Regions from separate parts of the Mus musculus genome. Here region 1 is linked to region 2. A link is a loop called in an ENCODE intact Hi-C map of the cell type or tissue named here. Cell type or tissue: gastrocnemius. All regions are shown on one strand. Each heading gives the region's core, and the rest is flanking DNA. Links, peaks and the distances in the headings are about the cores only.

What was found. Hi-C counts contacts between places; a loop is a spot of excess contacts. Peaks named below come from ENCODE experiments on the same cell type or tissue, not always from the same donor. Only the 100,000 strongest peaks of a DNase experiment are listed, where the experiment ranks them.
Region 1: a loop joins it to region 2, with 2.0 times the contacts of the local background. A loop is called at or near these places in 4 of 42 quality-filtered maps.

Annotation. Positions count from the first base shown.
Region 1 is chr1:133,829,840-133,838,165 of GRCm38, reverse strand. Gm41954 (a long non-coding RNA gene) reads left to right here. Exons shown (of 3, transcript XR_878538.2): 2 at 2,661-2,993; 3 at 5,288-5,571. Gm28441 (a long non-coding RNA gene) reads right to left here and starts at 2,977. Exons shown (of 2, transcript XR_387406.1): 1 at 2,922-2,977; 2 at 1-1,080. In gastrocnemius, for the core only: no CTCF peak of the experiment used is centred there; a DNase peak (open chromatin) is centred at 3,750.
Region 2 is chr1:133,883,218-133,891,543 of GRCm38, reverse strand. It overlaps Gm31515 (a long non-coding RNA gene), which reads right to left. Exons shown (of 3, transcript XR_878539.1): 3 at 478-795. Among named protein-coding and RNA genes, the nearest start is that of Optc, 20 kb to the left of the region's middle. In gastrocnemius, for the core only: no CTCF peak of the experiment used is centred there; DNase peaks (open chromatin) are centred at 4,296 and 5,000; H3K4me3 peaks cover 709 bases; H3K27ac peaks cover 1,088 bases.

The DNA of each region.
Region 1 (8,326 bases), core at 234-8,233, 53 kb after region 2:
AATTCCTGGCCTTTTCCATATATATGTCCGTGTGTGTGTGTGTGTGTGTGTGTGTGTGTGTGTATGTGTGTATGCATAAATACAAAAATATTACCTGCTGAGTCTATTCAGTGTTGCTTGTATGTATGATTTCAGAACTGACCACTGGCATTGGATGACTAATTGGGGGCTCACCCCTGGAGAAGACTCTTTCTCCCTCTTTCACAATTGTTAGTTGCCTGTAGTTCTTCATCTAGAGCTGTTCAAGTCTTGTTTGGGCAGCCACGCTGTTGAGGTGTCATGGAAGACGCTTTCGTAGTATTTCTAGGAGGCACATCTCTCAGCAAACATCCTGGTCCCCTGGCTCTTACAATTTGTCTACCCTTCTTCCATGATGTTCCCGAGCCCTGGGTGTGTGAGTTATCCTATAGATGTATCTGTTGGGGCTGGGTACCTGACGATCAGTTGCTCTCTGGATTGTGACCAGTCTGTTGCAAAGAGAGCTACATTTATCTGTGGGGAGAAGTATTTAGGGGCTGGAGAGATGGCTCAGCGGTTAAGAGCACTGATTGTTCTTCCAGAGGTCCTGAGTTCAATTCCCAGCACCCACATGGTAGCTCACAACCATCTGTAATGGGATCTGATGCCCTATTCTAGTGTGTCTGAAGACAGTGACAGTGTACTCATATATATAAATAAATAAATCTTTTTTAAAAAAAGAGTAAGTATTTAGAATGTTCTTAGGAATTAATCTGTTTTAGTGAAGTGGTGGTTGTAGGTTCTCCTCTAAGGCTCATGACCTCACTCAGGGAATTAGCTAGGTTTCCCTCTTGTTAAGTGGGCCTTGGGTCCAATGAGATAGCTGTTGGTTACTCACAAGATATGAGTGCCACTCTTATGGCTATCTTGCCATGTTGGCCAACGTGGTTCATAAACTTCACAGCTAAGTAAGTAGGGCTGTTGGTTGCTTTCTGTCCTTGGCAGCTGGCTTAGCACTTCTGAGACTATGGAAGTTAGTCCTTGGGTCGGATCCAGCTTGGGTCCTCCATGTCCTGTATTGCAAGTGTGTGCTATCTTCAGCAATAGGGACTTGGCTTCAACCTGTGGGAGGTAACCAAGGGCAACCACCATGCCTGTGTTGTTTGAGGACTCTCTTGGGTTTCCCTGACCAACACTTTTAAAGGGGACTTCTCGTGCCTGGAACTGAGGATAAACTAGGTGCACACATATCCTTGTTACATATATATGCTATACACAGGCTTATATGTATTATATATAACTTGGGGAAAATAAAAAATATGTGGGCTGGAGAGATGGCTAAGAGGTAAAGAGCACTGGCTGCTCTTGCAGAGGACCCTGGTTCTGTTCCCTGCACCACATGGCGGTTCACAATGGTCTGTAACTCCAGTTCCAGAGGATCCAAGCAAAACATCAATACACATAAAAAATAAAAAGAAATCATTAAAATATTTTTAAAATAATGTGATTTTTTTTGTAACCTTTCAAACCACCGTACTATTCTTTTCCTCTCCTCCATCCCTCTCTTTCCGTTCTGACCTCCCACCCACTTGCTTTATTTTCAAGGCAGGGTTTCTCTGTGTTGCCTAGTGTGGTGGTTTGGATAGGAATGGCCCAATAAAATCATGTGTTTGAATGCTTGACCCACAGGGAGATGCACTATTAGGAGGTGTGGCCTTGTTGTATGAAGTGTGTTACTGAAGGGGCCTGCTTTGGGGTCTCCTGAGCTCCAGATACATCCAGTGTTGTACAGTCTCCTTCTGCTGCCTTTGGATCAAGATGCAGAGCTCTCAGCTTCCCCAGTACCATGTCCACCTGTGTACTCCCATGCTTCTGGCCATGACAATAAAGGACTAAACCTCCGAATCTGTAAGCCAGCCTCAATTAAATGTTTTCCTTTATAAGAGTTGGCAAGGTCATGGTGTCTCCTCACAACAATAGAAACCCTAACTAAGACACCTAGCCTGGTCTCAAGTGATCCCCTTTGCCTCAGCCTCCTGGTTACCTGGGATTACTGGTACATATCAGTATGGCTCCTCAAATTTTCATCATTACTAAAATTTAAAAACATAGCCAAGTATGGTGGTATATACTTGGTGTCCTAGAACTTGGGTTGTGGATATAGGGATTCACACACTGAGTTTAAAGTCAGTCTCAGCCACACAAAGGCTTGGTTAAAAAAGAATGAAAGCTGGGTTCAGGGGATGGCTCAGCAGGTAGAGAGGGATGCTTGGCTCCACCCCTATCAACCTGTGTTCTATTAGATCCCCAGATCCCACAAAAGTAGAGAGAACTGACTCCATAAGGTTGTCCCCTGACTCTTGCATTTGTACCATGCCATATGTACTCTCCCTCCCCCTCCCCCTCCCCCTCCCCCTCCCTCTCCCTTCCCCTCTCCCTCCCTTCCCCCTCCCCCTTGCCTCTCCCTCCCCCTCCCCCTCCCCTCCCCTCCCCTTTCTCTCTCTCTCTCTCTCACACACAAACATACACACACACACACACACCCCTCCACCACAACCAACAAGAATAACAATAGAAATTTTTAAATTAAATAAAATTATAAAGAGAACAACAAAAACCAAAACGGCATATAGCCATTTGCCCGCCTCTCTTTAAATTTAAATGCTAACAATCTGACATACACATTTCAAATTCTGTTTTAGGCTCTACGGACTTCTCCAGATGAACCTCACTAAGAAGCCCTCAGGGGGCTGGAGGTTGCCACAACTGCAAGCTGCCCTCATTGCATCTTTGCTCGAGGCTCCTGGGGCTCCAGGGTCAGGATCTCCTTACCATGACATTCCCTAGCTTCCTGAACTGGCCTATCTCCACCTCTGCTCTCCTGAAGCCATAGTAGGCTACTGGAATTACGATTTTCACACAGATCATTTCTAGTGCATTTTGCTGACCCACCAACAGTCTACCTGGAGAGGGGAGTCCTCCTCAGGACCCAGCATGGAAGTCACTGGCTGTCTTTCCTGTCCCACCCCCAGCAGGTTGGTCCAGCCCCTACCCACATCAGGCCTCCACCATTGTCTCCATCACAATCCTTCTCTGAGTCCTTGCTGTCCTGTGTCAATCTGTAGACCATCCAGCCCAGCACGCTAAGTCCCTTGAGGATCAGATTCCTGTCTTGTTCTTTGTGGGCCCCAGAGCCCGGCACTCATAGTGGCAGTCACACTCAACAGATGCTCTTAAGTTGCCTTTGAGTAGGAGGTGGTGGCTCACACCAGTAAACCCAACATACAGGAGGTTGTGACTGGAAGATCACTGTGGATTCAGATCAGCCTGGGCTACAGAGAGACCTTGTTCCCTAAACCCTGAATGAATGAATGAATGAACGAACGAATGAATGAATGAATGAATTAGTGTTGCCTTAAGAATCACCTGGTGGCAGAGTACAGGGATTAGGCATCCTAAGTCTGTTTTCTAGGGGTCTCCATTAACAAGGGTACTCAGGACTACTGGAGACTTCCAAGATCACAACTGTAGCAGTGTCCTAACACCTGGTCAGCCTGGCTCTCCCTGGCCCTGCTCTGGCTCTCCTGCCATGGTGCCCTCCTCTCAGCGGAGTCACAGGCGCTCCTTACTTAATGGTCAAGGCCCAGACTCATCGCCCCACTGACTGCTCGCAGGCTGCTTGGAGCCCAGCCCCAATTCCCATAAATGGAAAGCGATTTGCTCTCATTCCCAAGATGAATCATTTTGTTTTAATAGCCTGTCCTTTGCTGGCAATGCCACAGCTGTCTGCTCAGCCTTTTGGCCGTCTGTTGGCAGGATGCCCTTCCAGGCCCTGTTAATTACCAAAAAGGGGGGTACAGAGAGGAGGGAACCCCTCAAAGAGTAGGGCACTGGTCAGCAGTGGGCCCAAATCAATGCAAATGACACTACTGTCCTTCCTGGACCCAGACACGAGTCCCAGGTAGGCAGCAGCTCCTGACATGTTGCCCACTTGGGGAGCTTTCTTGGTTATAAGACAGAACTAATGGAATGGAAAATCCAACCAACTGTGCTGGCTAGTTTTATATCAACTTAGCACAAGCCAGAATCATTTGATAAGAGGGACTCTCCATTGAGAAAACACCCACACCAGACTGGCCTAGGGGACGTTTTATTGATTAATAATTAGTGTGGGAGAGCCTAGCTTACTCCAATCAGTGCTATCCCTAGGCTGGTGGTCCCGGGTGTTATAAGAAAGCTGGATGAGCAAGCTATGAAGAACAAGCCAGTAAATAGGGCTCCTCCTAGCCTCTGGATCAGCTCCTGCCTCTAGGCTGCTGACCCGACTTCCTTAGATGATGGACTATAAGCTGTAAACTGAAATAACCCCTTTCCTCCCCAGGTTGGTCCTGGCCTTTATCACAGCAATAGAAAGCCAAGGACAGCTCTTGAGTCCCCAGGGAAACTTCCCAGCATGGAGTTCCTCTGGACAGCCTGGTGGTGTTGAGCTGAGCAGACTGGGGCAGGGGTGGGTTGGGGTGGGGGTGGCAGAATTATGAATGTTGATAATGAACAGAGACGTTTCAGGACCCAGATTTAGTTTTCAAATTTGCTATAAATAAGTATCATGGGGAGAAAATCCAACCTATAGTCCTTCGGAGGTGACCGCTCTGGGATGCCATGTAGAAAAGTAGCCATTATAGTCGTCTTCTGCACGAGAAGGCTGGTTCTACAGTTCAATGTGAGAGAGGCCAGCCTGCAGTTAGCTAAAGGAGTTGCTTCTGGCCCCAGTCTCTAGTCTCTACCCTCGATGCTGGTTCTGGGATCCATGGGCTATCTTGCTAATGCCTAGGGTCTGCCTCCAGGGCTAGGATCCTTAGAAGCTCAGAGTGTGCTAACCTTTTCCCAATGGGGGACTTACTGTTCACATCCTGACCATCTAAAAGGCTTCGGGAAGACACTGGCCTCCCTGCTTGTCCAGCTGGCAAGTAAGGACATGCCCAGGGGTGTGGAGAGGGGTCTGATGCACAGAAACGGTGCCCTGGCCTCGGGAGACCACCTCTGCCTGAGGGATCTTGAACTTCAGAAGTTCAGCTTGTTTCACAGCCTGGCAGGGAGGAAAAGGGAACCATGGTCCTCCCCCCCCCCCCGCCCCGCCCCCCAATGAACAGCTGATTCTGTAAGAGGTTTCCTGTAGCCCAATAGGCCATTGCTAAAGATTCTGTGGGATTGATGGAAAACATCTGGGTTTTTGTTTTTTTGTTTTTTCAATAATACACAGCCTCCATGGAAGATGGCAGACTGTTCCCATATTTTTCTCTTCTCTCATTTCTTTCCTTGCCTCATGCAGCCTGCCTCCCCTCCACACTGGCTACAGATTCTCAGACCTTGTCCAAAGTTTGCGTTCAAGAAAAGTCCCCTCACCCTCCTGCACTCTGACATGCGCCCCACGTGGGGCTTCCTCAGCAGTGAGGAGAGCCCGAGGGGGAGGAACCAGGACCCCAGGGAAGCTGAATGAGAAAAACCCAGGATGCTCTCCCCTTCAGTCGCTCCCACAGGGAGCGAGGATGTATGTAGCTCAGGGCTGAAGCACCTGCCCAGCATGCAGAAAGTCCTGGGTTCTGTCCCTCACAGCACCACAGGAAGTAAGTAAATGAAATTTGAAAATTAAAAAATAAACAATGAAAAAGGAAAGAAGAGGAAGAAGAGAAAGAAAGAGGAGGAAGAGGAAGAAGAGATGAAGGAGGAAGAGAAGGAAGAGGAGGAAGAAGAGGAAAAGGAAGGAACAAAGGTGACATGGCTGACTGGAAAGATAACCAGAGAAAACATCACTGACTCTCCCTCCCTGACTTCCTCCTCCTCCTCCTCCTCCTCCTCCTCCTCCTCCTCCTCCTCCTCTTCCTTCTCTTCTCAGCCTGACCCCCCCACCCCAAGCCTCCAGTTGACTTTGTTTGCAGTTATGAACCTATGTTGGGAGAGCAGGTCCTGACTGTCTGTGCCCGTGGTTGGAGCTCCCAGACAGCTCCTGGGAATAAACACTAATGGAGAAGCTCCCGCCGTCCTTACAAAGGCCCTGATGGAGCAGAGAAAAGAAGGGAGAAGCGGTGGGAAGCGAGGAGTTAACCTCGGCTAGGTTAAACTGCCTGAGATAATGTGTGGGAGCTCTCCCAAAACCCTGATGGATGTCGTTCTAAAGAAATATTAATCTTTCTCCCTTCCTCGTCTCCACTGGACAATTCAAATGCTTTATTAATCATTTATAACACCGCCATAGTAATAAGATTCATAAAAATTCAAATTGTATGAGTTTGGCTCTGTTCTTCTGGCTTCAGTTCAGAAAGCCATCTCTCTCACCCTCTTCTGGGAAAGGGGAGGCACCATCCCTTGGAATTCTCTCACCCTATTACATTCCGAGCAACCCCCTGCTTCAGATGACCTTGGGAAAGGTGTTTGTCTCGGGTCTTGTCTGCCAGGAAGAAGCTGAGATAAGGAATGAGAAGATGGCCATGTCTATCTAGCTCCCTCAGCCTGACCTTCCTCTGGCTGTGGTTCCAAACACCTCACCTCACAGGCCTCAGACTTAATACCGGGACCTCACTGCACCTGTCTTGGATCCTGGCACCAGATTACAGGCCAGGGTCTTAGCTGGCTCCTCTGTCCCTCTTATCTATTCTTTATTGTTTTACTAATGGATCCCTCCCCCAGGAATTAGGCACTCACAGAGTCACACTAGATGGATCTAGATTGAGTCTTTATGTCCACCAAAAAAGGGGGGTGAGGAGAGAGAGACAGAGGGACAGTGGGACAGAGGGACAGAGGGAGGGAAGGGAAGAACGAAAGGAAGGGAGGAGGATTTTGGTTTTGTTTGTTGTTGTTGTTAAGTGAAGCTGTGCCCATTGAACAACAGGACTGTGTTTTGAGAAATACATCCTTAAGGTGGTTCCCTCACTGTAAGAGCATCATAGAATATATTTACACAAAACTAAGTATAGTCAGTCATTCTACATGGTCTCTTTATTAGTAGTATTTTTTGAGACATGGCCTAACTCTACAGCCCCAGCTAATCTAATAAGGTGTGTGTCCACAGAGACCAAAAGAAGGCATCTGATCCCCTGGAGTTATAAGAGGTTGTGAGCCAGCTAGCCACCTGACATGATAACTGAGAACTGAACACAGGTCCTGCCTTGGGGATATAGCTCAGTAGAAGAGCACTTGCCTTAAGTGTGAGAAGCCCTAGGCTCAATCCCCAAGACTAGAAAAAAAAAATCTAGAACCAAATCCAAATTGGTTCTGCAACAAATCCTCTTAACTGCTGAGCAATTTCTCCAGCCCCCCAGACTAATCTTGAACTCACCAGGCAGCCTAAACTGGCCTTGAACTTGCTACAGTTCTCTGGCCTTGGCATCCTGACTACTGGAATAGCAGACATCCACCACTATGCTCTCAAAACATGGCCTCTTTTTATGATGCCAAGAAAGAAAGAAAATATGACCCTGGCATAGTGATTTATCTGTGTAATCCCAACATTCTAAAGGCTAAGGGAAGAAGATTGAGGGTTCAAGGCCAGCCTGAGCTATAGTATGGGACTCCATCTCAAAAACAAAAACAGGGCTGGAGATGTACGTAGAGTGCCCACCCAACATGTACAGGGCCCCTGGATTCAATCCCTAACAACATATAAACCAGGTATGACAGACTTGGTTTGAGTTTTATTGCTGGGAAGAGACATCATAACCAAGGTTAACTCTTATAAAGGCAAAGATTTAATTGGGGCTGACTTAGTTTCTGAGGTTCAGTTCATTATCATCATGGTGGGAAGCATAGCCACTCCCTATGGGTCAAACATTCAAATCCATGAGTCTACAGGGACTAACCCTATTCTAGCCACCACAGGAGGTAAAGTCAGAAAGAGATTCGAAAGTCATCCTTGATTACAGTATCGAGGCCAGTCCAAGCTATGAAAGATACTATGTCAAAACATCAACATAAATAAATAAATAAATAAATAAATAAATAAATAAATAAATAAATAGAGTGACTATACAGTCAAAAGCCAGCTGTTATCAAGTGTTCTATACTGCAGACCTATACTCAGCTACACTGCTATACCTGTGTACAGTTGGCAGGCTGGGAGGCTGGCACACACCAGCAGCATCACAAGCATGAGCATACAGTGTGGTGACCTTTCCTGGCACCAGGACTCTGTCTCTTGTAGCTTTGGGGAACTGTTCTCATATCTGCAGCCCGTCCTTAGCCAAGCCGTCCTCGCACAGCAATGCATTGTAAAGGCATCAACTTTCCTCCCTCGGGGCCATCCAACTCTCAGTTAAAGCAAATGAAGAAGTCAACAGCGTTCTTGCCTACCAGTCTGCCTCTCCCCCAGGGCTGA
Region 2 (8,326 bases), core at 136-8,135:
CAGCTTGGAGGATTTCTCTATGGAAGGAGGGTGCCTGTGTGGCCCCCACATTTCCTTCCCTCCATTAAAGCTGTGGACCAGCCAGGCTACCATAATAATGCCCACACTCAGACCTCTTCCTCCGTCTTCATCCTTGTCCAGTCTGGTCAGCCCTTCCATCCTCCGTCTGGCTTTGCAGCGGGTCTTTATCCATCTCTAGCCTTGTGCTGAAGAGGAAACAACCCACACCCTACTCCTGCTCCTGATAGCCCTGGAAGCAATTAAATGGCATACCTCATGGGTTAAAACATGTTAAAACATGGGTTAATCCCCCTGGAAGAGGGATCCTGCAGCCCAGACCAGGCTTGGAGCCTGGCATGAACAGAAGCAACAATGTATCTCTTGGAGAGCCGAAGAAATTTTGTGTCCTGGGGAGAGGCAACAAGAAAATAAGCCTCTGTTTTTAGGGGAGTTCAGGAACGGGGGGTGGGGGGGGGGTGGGGGGGGGGAGCCGTGGGAAATGGGAGGGTAGAGACCAGAAATGGAGCCAGAGATGAGTGAAGCCCTTGGCTATGGATAATCCTGAAAAAGACCAACCTCTGGTCTGTGGATGTTCTGCAAAAATAGGAAAGTGGTAAGTGGCTGTCCAGATGTTTCAGGCCAGAGCACCCTGATGAGGAAAATCCTGGACTCAAGTCTTCCGGGATCAGTTGCACACTTGGAGAGAAATTGCATTGCCAATCTCAATGCTCAGTGTTTGAAAAGGTGAGTCTAAAAACAGGGTCCTTCTCAATGTCACCAGACCAGGACGTCATCCTGCAGAGATAAGAGAGAAGCAGGCAGAATTCAGTATTCGGAAAAACCCCAACAGGCTTATAGCCTTTGCCCCGGTCTAGACCAGCCTTTACCTACTGCAGGCTGGGGGCTCCGCTGAGTCCTAGCTGAGAGCTGCCCAGCCTGCGCCTGTGAGTCACTGTGGGAGCCTGAGCCCACCCTTCACATTTTATCTCCAGGGGAGTTCAGGTTGGTGGGCTTCGTTTTGTAGAGCTCAATTCCTTTCCCAAGGTTACAGCGCAAGTAAGAGACAGCATGTCAGCCAAGCTCTCCGAGACTGCTGGACTGGAACGGGGCGTCTGACACACGCGCTGAACGTGTCTCGCCTCATACTTCCTATAGGAACTTGTTCAGAGCACACCCGATAAACACTGCCAGGCCAACTCCACAGCACAGCACAGAAGGACGGAGACATGGGACAGGATCCCCCCTCCCCCTTCCAAAGGTCCTCAGCTGGATTTCTCCTCTAAACCTCTCCAATCTCAATCTTGCTACCTCCATATGTCTATTGTCCCTGATCCCAGCATCCTGGCTCCCCGGCTCCTATTCATCACCTCCTTCCACTCCCCTAACCCTGGCCGCACTAGGTTTCTTCCGGTAAACAGAGCCACGGGGCCGCCCTCGCCCAATGGGGCTGTTCCAAGGCAGGCTCGCCTCCCTCTGGAGTCTTGCTCACTGCAGTCTCCGGTGGGGATGGGGGCAGCCTGGCCCACTCTGCCTCTCTACTGCCTGCCTCCCCTCCTCGTTGCTACAGCTTCAGACTAGCCTTGTTCTTTTCCTGAGTCCAGGAAGGGCTGGACTAGCCCTTCTTCCCTAGCAAGAAAAATGTCAGGAGAGTTGACTTTTGCCACACTCAAGCATCTTCCAGTCGCCCTGAGGTCTGAAGAGTAGATACTAAGGACAGCCTGTAAAGACGCAATGATGCCAAGGATGATACCTGCCAATGTACCCAGGGATCCTGTGAGTGCATAGGGCCCCACCCCAAGCGGAGTGGGCAGCCTCAGCACTGAGTCTCACACCCCTGACTGGCTTCTCGTGGATCTTGAGTCTCAGTTTTCTGAACTGCAAAAAAATCCTGGTGTGCAAGGGCCCAGCCAAAGGGATTTCCACAGATCCAGACCTAGCCTCAGCCTGAAGTGTCTCTAGTTTCCTTCCTTGATTCTCTGAAGAGCTCTTCATTAAGTTCCAAGCACCAGGGACTTCATCATAACAAAGACAGGCAAGGTCTCTTCTCTGTAGGGGAGAAAATAAACACTACCCGCAATAAAGGGAGTAATTCACAGAGGGAATATTTCAGCTACACGGGAATGTGGGGAAGGCTAATCTGTGACTCCGTGAGCCCACGGGTGTCTCCATTTCTTACATATTAAATGCCACTAGGGACTGTGAGTGTGAATGGAGGGTAGGAGCTAGTGCCGCACAGTGGTGGGAACTGCTCTCCCGCCAGAGGGATCAGTGGGTGCAAAGACCTGAGCAGAAGAAAGTAGGGCAAATTTGAGGAAAGGAGAGGTCAGCAGTATGCATAACCATAACTGGCTGGAGGTGGGGTCTGAGAAGCAGCACAGCCCGGAGTAGGAAGAGCTTATAGAGTGGTGTGGCCTGGTGGGTGCTTCTCTGAGACTCAAATGCCCTCCGCTCTGTCTGTTCCTGTTAGTCATGCTAGAAACATAAGCACAGAGGAAAGAGGGTGACAAACCAGAGAGTGACAGTGACCAGAGCAAGCAACCTTTTAAGAAAGGAAGACTATGTCCCTTTCTGTTGCTCCCAGGCTGATGGGTAGAAGTGGGGAGCTAACAAGGACAGGATCCCCTTGGGGATGCTCGTGGGGGTAGCTGAAGAAGAGCGAAGCCAGCAGCTTCCACAGGGGGAAGGACCTTGAGGAGGGGGTAGTAAAGAATAGTTTAAGGGTGCTTAATGGGCTTGAGGCTACACAATCTTCCCTTGGTCTCTGCCTTGAGAAGACACCATTGGGATGTTCCCTGACTTCAGGGTTTTAATCTTTTGGAAATGTGCAACAGGGAGGTTTGCTCTCCAGGGCCACAGCAGCAGGAGAGGCCCTGCCACTATCCCTGCTCCATGCTGAACTGCTCGGTGGCTCACACAGGTCCTTTGTCCTCTCTCCCTACTCCACCCAGGGGCAGAATGAAGTCCAGACAGTCTGCGCCTCAGCGCCCAGACTGCTTTCTACTTTTTAAGATTTATTTATTCATGTTTAATGGATGTGTAAACATGTGTGTTTGCACAAGTTTATGTGCACCGTGTGTATGCAGGTGCCCACAGAAATCAGAGGATATCAGGTCCCCTGGAACTGGAGTTACAGGCAGTTGTAAACCACCTGATATGGATGCTATGAACTGAATTTGCATATTCTGATGGCTCTTAATGCCTGAGCTACCCCTATCAGGGAGAGTGTTCAAAGACTTGAGATAATAGGCAGAGAGACCAAACTACTGATCCTCAGAGCAAGCTGGCGAAATCTCCCCAAAGACAAGTGTGTTGGACTTTCTGTCCCTGTGACAAAGCACTAGACATGAACAACCTAAGGGAGGGGAGATTTATCAGGAGTTTTAGTCTAAGGTCAGCTACATCCATTGCCTGAAGTGGGGCAGAATGGCAGTGACCATGTGTGGAGGAGGCTGCTCACCACAAGGCAGCCAGAAAGCAGAGACAGACAGACAGACAGACAGACAGACAGGAAGGGTCAGAGTCAAGATATAGCTCTTCAAAGCTGCATCCCCAGTGACATACTTCCTCCCAGCAGATTCACTCTCCATAGTGCCACCCCTCCTAACTGTCTATGCAAACTCTAACAATCTGATTGGAGGAATAAACCAGTGATTAGCTCAGAAGCATCCCTATCTAACTGTCTCTGGAACCGCCCTCGCAGACACACCCTGAGGTATGCCTCTCTCATCTTGCAATTGTTAAGGTAGCACGCAACAGTAACAGTAACCATGTTGCTGGGAGATTCATTAACTCAGTGACCAAGCGTAGCCTAGCACGGGCTGTGGCCCCAGTTCTGTCTCCAGCACCACAGAATAGGGAAGAGAAAGGAGGAGGTTAGCCTGGACTTCCCAGGGGTGAAGGCTGTATGGCTCAGGTCCAGCTACCTCAAAGGGACATCCACTGGGGCCAGGGACTCTCAGCCACCCCCAGAAGCTTCTGTTCAGGTGCCAGGATAAGGCACAGGAAAGTAAAGGAAGGGACAAGTGCCCACACAAACACCTCCCCAAGGAAGCAGTCTGTGGGGGCCATGGATGAAGTAGCCTCAAAATACAGAAGAACCCCTTTCCCACCCAGTGACTGTGGTACCCAGAGGAACCAAGGTTCCAGTCCCTCTCTCCTTCCCACCCTACAGCTCCAGGGCAAGAGCAGTCCTCTGCCCTGTGGGGCCCCTGCGGCTTCCTCTTCTCCCCTCCGGCCTGGAGATAGTTTTTTAACAGGCAGCCTGCTTTCTCATGCGCAATAAATGCCTCCCAGCAGAACCTGCTGCGCGCCTTTCCCACGTCAGTAATCAGCATACAGAACAAGCAGGCGAGTTCCCTCGCTCCCCCTCCCTCCCATCTCTCTCCTCTCTTTTTGCTTTTCCTCCTCCAGCCTTCTTCCCACCAATCAGAGTCTCTGCCACCTCCTGGGAAGCTGGGAAGGTTTATCATCAGACCAAGGTTGTCATAAGGAAAACAGGTTTATTTTCTTCGCTTTGAGAAGGTGCTGACGGGAAGACTGGGGAGGGTGTTCATGCCCCCCCTCCATGCCCGGACCCCAGTGCCTGAATCTGATGCTATCTTCTAGCTCATCTCCAAGTTGCCCCTCCGACCCACCTGCGTGGTCCTTATTTATGAATATTGGTGTCCCCCCAACCTGTCACTCCAAATCCTTTCCTCATTCTTAGCCTTTCACGTTCGTTCAGGACTTGGGAGTCATTCTGTGCCGGGAATCCTGGAGCTGAGGATATGAGACACAAGGGGAGGGATGTGCCACAGAGGCATGAATAAACCATTAAGATACAATGTGGTAACTGAGGCGACAGAGGCTCTCACGGCAGCAGCAGCACCCAGGGGAGCAGCTAGTCCGTGTGGGCGGAGAGATGAGAGATGGTATCCTGAAGGGAAGAGAACCCAGGGCAGAGTGCTCTGAAACAGGATGGCACTCCTGACCCAGGGTTGTGCAACCAGAGAGCCCAGCAGGGTGTGGGGCACAGCCAGAGCCAAGCTGGAGGTGTGGGGATATGGCCAGGGGCAGGCAGAACACAGGACAAAGACTCTGGTGAGCTTTGTGAGGTTGGCATCTGGTCAGGTGGGGATTTGGGAAATTCTGGAAAAGTAGAGTTAAAGAGAACTCGTCACTATAGTTGGCTGTACTAAGTGGCCAGGAGGCCTGCCCTGTGGGACAGAGCAATGGCAGCAAGATTAGCCTACACAAGGGGTAGCAGGTACTCCAAGAACTGTCAAGGTTTCACAGAGGTGGGGTTCTTCGGCAGCAGAGTCAGCTGACTTCAGGGAAGGATGGGGGGGTCAGAGGCAGAAATACCCTGTGGGAAGAGCATGTGGCCAGAGACACGCGGGAGATGCCACAGGGGTTTGTGAGCAGAAGAGAAACCTTGCAGGCAAGAACAGCTGGAGAACCTGGCCACCAGCTAGGGAGGAAGAGGGTGGCGGTGGCAGTGGCGGTGGCTGTGGCGGGTGGCGGCAGCCTTCTCCCAGCAGACCTTTGCAGACTGCCTGTGGTATGTATATGCTCAGCCCAGGGAGGGGCACACTATTAGAGGGTGTGGCCCTGTTAGAGTAGGTATGGCCTTGTGAGAGTAGGTGTGGCACTGTGAGGTGGCCTGGAAGTCAATATTCTGCTAGCAGCCTTCAGATGAAGATGTAGAACCCTCAGCTCCTCCTGCATCATGGCTGCCTGGATGCCGCCATATTACTGCATTGATGATAATGGGCTGAATCTCTGAACCTATAAGCCAGCCCCAGTTAAATGCTGTTCTTCTAAGAGTTGCCTTGGGCCGGGCAGTGGTGGCACACACCTTTAATCCCAGCACTTGGGAGGCAGAGGCAGGCAGATTTCTGAGTTCGAGGGCAGCCTGGTCTACAGAGTGAGTTCCAGGACAGCCAGGGCTACACAGAGAAACCCTGTCTTGAAAAGCAAAAAAAAAAAAAAGAAGAAAAAGAAAGAAAGAAAAAAGAGTTGCCTTGGTCATAGTGCCTGCTCACAGCAGTAAAACTCTACCTCAGACCATGGGAGAGGTGCTGCTCAGGTGCAGTCTGGGCTCACGGCTGCCCACCTAGTCCCCCATTCACTCATGTCTTGGGTCTTCCTAAGGACGAACCAGTCTTTATTCTGTCATCCATCAGAGTCATAGCAGCCACTCTACAGAGGGTCCACTGGATGGGGCTGGCCATCAGCTCTCTCTAACTGGGCTCTAACCAATAGAAGAGACAGAACCTTCATGCTCAGAGAACTCTGGATTTGATGTAGAGGGCATGCGTGAGAACCTTACACAGACACACGCACGCACGCACGCGCAGGTAACATCAACATAGGAATGGGCTCCATATGAAATGAATGCAGGAATGCATGCTAAAGGGACACCAGACAGGAGAGGCGCCTAGGATGGAGAGGCAGAGACACTTTCTGTGGTTCCTGAGCTGTGAGACCAATTGGGACGTGACATCCATAATTTATAGCCATCCATCCTGGAGGGCCTGGTGCTCTGACCCCTTCGGAAAACACTCTTTTCTCTGACAGCTGAGCCCTCTTCCTTGGAGGCCTGGGGCAGGAGGTTGGCTCTGTGAGATGGACTCCGGTGCCCTGTAACCAGATGATGGATGAGGAGGCAAGAGCTGTTGGGGTGGCAGAGGCCAGCGGGGAGCATCCGGGAGAGAAATATGGAAGCAGAGTAACCTAGAAACGAGAGGCTAGGGGGCTGGGTGAGCGAGGGAAGCTGGACACAGCTCTCTGCCGCCTCTCTTCAGCTGGGTCCTCTATTCTGTGACACATAATGATAGGGTACAGGTGAAAGGAACGGGAGAAAAATCGAGGGTCTGCAGAGTCGCCTTTCTCTCTCTTTGGAGCCATGGATTTAGAAAGCTCCCAGGCTCTTCTGAGGAGTAGGCCACTCACAGGCAGCTCCACTTCCTGTCTGGTGTCCCAGTGCCTCAGTAACAGCCCAGGTCCCAGCTCCAGGTTTCCATCCAACCTAGCTTTCTCCGACAGCACAGGCAGACACTGGGCCCAAGCAGCGAGCAGAGGTAAGGCCTGTCTCCTAGGATCCTGTCCTTTCAGAACTCCACCCCAAGGGCTCAAGGTAGAAAAAAATAACTGCAGCCAGCATCTCTGGGAGTCAGCCTGCAATTTCAGCTCACTGGCAGGCACAGGAGTCTGTAGGTGTGATGGGCAAGGCTTCAGCCTACTCTTCCCGGCCTGTGAATTCCATTTGTCCGTTCATTCCGTGTGCACACAGGACGTCAGGGAAGCTGACAGGTTAACATTGGCCTCCTCCTACTCACTCCTGTCAGCTGCTGGAAGCAGAGGAGCCGAGGAGCAGGAAGCCACAGGAGCTCCGCTTCTTACAAATCAGCTAACAGGGTGGGATGCTTGGTCCTCTGGTATTATTGGTCTCTCCTGCCCAACAAATGTCAGGAAAAGGGTAATCTGAATGCTTAATTACCAGTCTCTCTGAAAGTGGAACATGGGGCAGTTAAAATTATAGAGCATCTCAGATCTCAGGCCCACCTCCTGTACCCCCCGTAATTGTAAGCACGGGGCTTACATTAGTGGATCAAATATGGACCCTGTCCCAGGAGCTTAGACTCTGGAGCAACGGTAGCAGGTGGTACTGTCAACAGTTAGAGACATATTCTGAGTAGAATAGACTGGAAGAGCTGGTAGAGAAGACAGCAAGCAAACTGGCCAAATGAGCCAGGCAGGGCCACCCCTTGCATATGGCTGCTTAGCAGAACAGGGAGAGGCCTTGCGTTGCCCAAAACACATCTGTAGAAAGGATAAGAGGATGCCCACAGTCAGTATGCTTCTGAAGGTGAGAAGCTGGAAGATGACTTCGATGAGGGTCTAGCCTCTTCTTCCTTCACAGGTGAGGCTCACTTCTCTAACACCTGTCCACTTTCGACTTGCTCCCCTGCCATACTCCGGATAGATGAGTTCTGCTCAAATCTGGGCATTCTCTGGGTCTCCATGGAGAAAAGCGGGGACTCCTCAACACCAGAGCTCTGGGGACTAGGACACGTGGTGATGGATGGGTCAGAGAGACCAGAGAACAGCTGCCCTTGGCTAATAGGGCGAGCACTGTCTGTTTTCCTTATCAGAGGCCCAGCCTGATCTCACTCAGCCCTCAGAGGCAGCCTGCTCAGAGTTCACCCTGCTTGCCCCTCTCCTCTCCCACTTTCTCCCATCCCACCCAGATCCAAGTCTTCAAGACCACCTGTCCAGCAAATGGGCTCTAGGAAGGCCAGGGAGGGAGGCATGACTGTAGGACCCAAGACCTTCGGAGGCCTCT